2 separate regions of the Homo sapiens genome follow, and region 1 is linked to region 2. A link is a contact called in ENCODE Hi-C data. All regions are on one chromosome and are shown on one strand. Each heading gives the region's core, a stretch centred on a gene start or an enhancer-like site at or near the end of the contact. The rest is flanking DNA. Distances are from core to core; before and after follow the strand shown. Region 1 has its middle 140 kb from the start of EFNA5. Region 2 has its middle 280 kb from the start of LINC01950.

What was found. Hi-C counts contacts between places; a loop is a spot of excess contacts on that map. Pooled maps may share reads with other maps.
Region 1: a map with no recorded cell type shows a loop between it and region 2 (7-fold over the local background). The contact joins two enhancer-like sites. A Hi-C loop is called at or near these places in 7 of 37 single-sample maps with no recorded cell type and 3 of 50 pooled maps.

Annotation. Positions count from the first base shown.
Region 1 is chr5:107,811,284-107,813,983 of GRCh38, reverse strand. No RefSeq gene overlaps it. Among named protein-coding and RNA genes, the nearest start is that of EFNA5, 140 kb to the right of the region's middle. RefSeq lists enhancers at 301-500, 1,218-1,317, 1,418-1,527. Within about 2 kb of position 1,278, at least 3 of the 41 ENCODE cell types and tissues checked have a DNase peak (open chromatin) inside an H3K27ac peak, as active enhancers do.
Region 2 is chr5:107,293,008-107,295,707 of GRCh38, reverse strand. No RefSeq gene overlaps it. Among named protein-coding and RNA genes, the nearest start is that of LINC01950, 280 kb to the right of the region's middle. Within about 2 kb of position 1,352, at least 2 of the 41 ENCODE cell types and tissues checked have a DNase peak (open chromatin) inside an H3K27ac peak, as active enhancers do.

The DNA of each region.
Region 1 (2,700 bases), core at 29-2,528, 520 kb before region 2:
AACATAGTGCACTGCACTCCAGCCTGGTGATGGAGTGAGACTCTGTCTCAATAAATAAATAAAAATAAACTTTCAGAATAGCCTATGTGAGGAGAACCAAGAAGGGGTGAGTTCTTTAGGTGACAACTGAGATCTGAAATTTCAGCATTAGCTTGTGGTTACTGCACACTTTGTTCAATGGTTTCATTTTCTCATGTCTAAGTCCTCTTCCCCAAGCCGCATGCCCACTCCAGCATGCTTGAGCAGGTCCCCGCCTCCCACACTATACCTGCTATGCCAGGGGGACCTGTCCACTGTTTCTTAGACCTGTGGGAACGTGGGCATCTTCTTGCCTGAACTCCTGCTATTCCTACAGCCTAGATTGTCCTGTGTCCTCTCTGTAGACTTCCACGACTCTCTACCCCAAAAGCAAAATTGACCTTTCCACCTTCTATAACATCTACTGGCCTTCTACTTGTCTGGGCTGATCAAGGCTGGGGATAACTCTGCATTCCCTGTGCCTAGCACATAGTGGGCACTCAATAAGTTCCTGTGAAATTGACTTGACTCTCTCTGCCCATACCTGCAGCTATAATACCCTATCAGCTAGAGCTTCTTCTTTCATGAAAACCAACAATATTTAGAAACAAAGCACCATTTCTGTTTTGTTATCTTCTTATCATGTATTGGCTTCCAAATCTTTAATTGTTTCCTGTATTTTCTTTATCCTAAATCCTACCCTCATTTGAACTCTGAACACATTGTTGGAACTTTGTAAAAGTTAATAATAATACATTTCATCCTATATTTATTTGTCCAAAACTATTTTCGAATATGTACATATATAGTTAGAAGCATCACGGAGTCCCACAGATATTTATAATGTTTGACTCACTCCAGAAAGATTCCTGGGATTTTTGCTGGGTCAGCCATCTGGCCGCTGTACTGTGGGCTGCCTGGTGTCTCACTGTGGTGTCTCCCAACCTTCCATTCCCCTGTTTACTTGGGTGACAGTTTGCTTCAGTGGTCAGATCCAGCCCTCAGCCTGCTTGATCCCTTCTCCCATGGAAGTCAGTCCCTGGCTGGTTTCAGTGGGCATTGTTGAGGTGGCGGCCATATGTCAGAGGTAGGGAGTGGAGAGGAGAGAAGAAGAGAAAAGGGGAGCTCCCAGCTGCATGACTGTCAGGGGCTTCTAGTGGGGGATTCTGACAGAGTCAGGAGGTGAGAGGAGGACCAGCTGCTTAGCAGCTATTTATAAGACTGTCATATGGGGAAGTGTGTCTGGCCGGCAGAAGCGAAGGGGGGTGGCGGACTGAACTGGCTCCTTATTTAGCTTTATGACACACACGCAGCCCAACTGTGAGAACCCACTCTGTGTGGAGACACCTGGTCAAATCTGCCTCCGCCAGACGGTGGGAAAGAACATTGACATTTCTCAATGGAATTGAAAAATGGCAGTGCAATTGGGTTTTCAGTAAGAACAATAAACTTTTTTCCATCTTGCTTTCCTTCCTTGCTGAAACTCTTAGGCCTCCCATCAAATAGACTAGTGTTACCTGCAGCCACTGCCCCAGGGGTGCAGGCTTCCACCAGAGAGCCCTGCAGTGTTAACCAGGAAAGAGCAGAAGTGGAGTTAGACCCTTCTTTCAGCTGGGCAGGAGCAGTCAAAGGCTGGAGATTTCTACAAAACCAGCTAAGCCGTGGGAGACAGAGTGACTGCTGGTTTCCTGGAGTGGAGAGAGGTTAATAGTGTGGTGCATTTGGGGTCTGTATGGGGACCAATGTTATTTAATGTGTTTATTATTGATTTGGAAGAGCGAATGGATACTAAGTTAGTGAAGGCTGTGGAGGGCACTAAGTTATTTCACTTAGTAAACACCACAGAGAGTTGCGGAGAATTCAGGAAGGATTTTCCATGGAGTTAAAGAAATTAGAAATAAAAATGTCTCGTTAGATGATGTACTCTGTCCCACTGGGCCAGCAGAGAATTGTTGCCGACAAGAGAAAATATTTCCTAGAGTTTAATTCAACCTCAGTTTTTAAATGCCTTCAATGTGCTCACCTTCTTTCTGGGAATATGGAAGTTCTGTCTGTTTCCTAATGCCTGTCTCAAGTTTTTCTTTTTAAATTCCTCCTATTATGCCTCACAGTTATACCACAGGGATGGGCTCTCTTTGTGGCTTCTCAGTATTTCATTTTCTGTACAACACCATGAAGGCAGGCCATTAACATTTCTTCTAGCCAATTCTGCTCCAAAGTAGTTCTTTCATCTTTTCTTAAACTGTTTTGTCATTATTCGTTCTTCCTAGTTCCCAAATCCTGGTAGCTGCCATCAGCCCCCTTTCAGATTCAGAAAGTAGTCTGATTCCTAGACCTGGTAGATTGTCCTGATGGCCCCAAAGGGAAGAATATTATAGAAATACAGAAATAGTAGTTAGACATTTACCTATTCACATGTCTGTCCAATAACATGGCCTGTGGTTGAAGCTCAAAGTCGTAAAAATCATGTTTGTCAAGTGATCGTATTGAAAACCCATTTCCAACTTGCCATCAGGCTCATTACCAGCATTCTTGAGTTCCAAGTATTGACCCCTAGCTCTAACTATTTGTGTTTCAGCCCTACTATCCCCCAGCAAACTGTTTTGCTGCTTTCAATTTCCAGAACAGGGAGTTACAGGCTCCAGTGAAGCTGTATGGAGCATTTCTTGTTGTTTAAAATAT
Region 2 (2,700 bases), core at 103-2,602:
GTGTGTGTTTTAAGTGCTTCAAGGATATTTTATTCAAGGTTTTAAATAATTTCCTGTTTCCATAACTTGTTGTTCTGACTCTTTTTGCAATGTGTTTGTCATGTCTGAAACTATTGTTTTTCTCAGATTTTGGCAGGGTTGGGGGTGGAATCGGCAGTGGTGAATCTTGGCTTTAACTTGGCAAAATTGGCAATATTTCTGGAAAACAAAATGAAAGGTCTAGAGGAGCATTTTTTTTTTTAAATTGTTGTTGCTGTTTTGCAGGGTGGGCTAACGGAAGAGTAGAAATGTAGCAATTCTACTTTACAGAAAAACAGAGTCTGCCTTCTGTATTAAGTGTAATCTAATGTATTAAATTGATAGAAATACACATGGTGCTAGGTTTCTGTTGAGGAATGCAGAGTTCGGCACGTATTCTCAGTCATCTCATTCACACATTGCCTGAAGTTTGAGATTAGTAATCAAGGGGTGGTTTATTTATTTTTGTTTTTCTATACATGGCCAAAGTACATGCATGATCTGTCTTTAGGGTATGGGGATATGGGAGGTAGGGGGATCTCCCTGGTCCAGGGTTCTTTGCCTGTGGCATTGTTTTCCATCGATAACTACCGCTGGGGACAATGACCTGGCCTGGCCTGATCTGACCCAGTTTCATGTACAAGATGCAAGTTTGGAGGGTATTTATCTCAACTGTTGGACATGTTGTTGATTTTTATTTTTTGACTGGAGCAGCCAAGCCACTTTTGGTTTCACCACTCCTTACATTCACCCTTTGCTTGTTGCCTAGGGCAGAAGGCACTTGGAAAGTTCACAAAGGAAATAAAATACTTCAGTGGCCTCTGAAGTTAAATAAAATACTTGTCTAAGGGTTAGGTCTTTCCCTCCTCCCTTTCGCAATGGAAAGAGGCAGAAAAGCTGTGGATTTTAATAAGGCTAACATTCTAGGTTTGGAAAAGGTCAAGTGACCACAAATGCCTGATAAAGTATTTGCTTTTTTTCAGTATAACATTTGAATTTTAAAATATGATATTTAAGGCAATTATTCTTCAGAAGTTCACTAACTTCAAATGAGTAGGTTCTAAGGGCTAAAAATGCTCCGTACCATCCAAGAGTTGTCACTAATGTTGCTGTCATTGTCACTTAAGGAAGGATTTGAAAGGTAGTATGTTCAAGATATTGCCAGCCTCTTCCCAGTGCCTGGTGGGTGGGGAGAGAAGAATGGGTTTAAAAGGCAATTTGAGCTGCAATCAGATAATATCAATGTATACATAAAGTACAAGTTATATGTTGTTATTTAGCATCTTCAATTACCCATTGTGAAAGTTAGGGGTGAATCTTTGGAAAAGCAGTGAATGTTTATCACCCACTTCCTCTTTTTCTCTTCCTGTTCTATTATGAGTTGTCAGTTAGCCTTTCTTTAGTCCTTCTAAGTTTGAAGTGTGCAGAATATTTAACATTATTCTACTTCTTCTAAGTTAATTTTTAAAATTCTGAAGTTCCTTATTTTAAGGCTACCTGTGTCTTAAGATAGCTGTTCAGGAGGAAGCGTGGGAACTGATTTAGTTTTCCCACCGAGAAGCCCTGCACGAATTCAAGTATTAGCCTTGATTCTGGCTCTGCAGCAGCCTCACTGTGTGGTCTCGGCAAGAAGTTGTTATATCTCAGTTTCCCTATCTGTATAAAATGGGGTAATTACCCTAGCTTACTCAGTAAGTTATAGCCTTGAACAACAAATGAATGATGATAAAGTATTTAAAACTACAAGAGAATGTAGAAATTCTAAGTATTACAGTTTTATTGCCTTACAAGGGGTGATAAAGTAAAAGTGAGGTTTAATAACAAATTGAAATTCCTAGATGAAAGGGACTGGAGAAGTTCAAAGTCATTTTATTATTATTAATAATAGGTGTTGTACTGCCTTCGTTCACCCTCGTCATCTAATCAGCACGCATTCCTTGGATTAAAGGGAGTGTTCTCTCTCCAAATGACTTTTATCTACAGTGTTGAGACATTCCTTATCCTGTTTTATGGATATGGAGTTTTGAATGACTATAAACAACTCCATTTTTTAGAAACTTTTTTTTTTTTTTTGAAAAGAAGAGAAGCCAAGTTGCCTCTTGGTTCACCTTCGTAAGTATGTGAAGATGTTTATATGAAGCTCCTTCACAGTTCTGTTCCTGTTTGTGAGACCCCAACCTCCTTGCTCATGGATTTATGTTGTTCACTCCATAGACATTCTTAGTTTCCCCTTTGTCTACGTGGAAAGATTCCAATTTTATTTATATAGAGTCTCAAATCATATCTCTAATTTTAATACAAAACCTCTGTTAAGCCAGAATAAACGGAAAGCATAAATACTTTAAAATGCTTTACTTTAAACATTTGCAAGAGTGGAGAACAGATTGTAGAAATTTCTCAAGTGAAAGGAACTTGACATACATGACAAATGTGAGGCTCACCTGGCTGAGGGGATGAGAAGATGTGGAGCCAGCATCGGCAGGAGTCAGAGTGAGGCTAGGCAAAAAAAGTATTCAGCTTCAAACCACTCTTGTTCTTTTTTCTTTTAAAAATTTTTTAAGGCCTGGCGCGGTGGCTCTCGCCTGTAATCCCAGCACTTTGGGAGGCCGAGGCGGGTGGATCGCAAGGTCAGGAGATTGAGACCATCCTGGCTAACACGGTGACACCCCATCTCTACTAAAA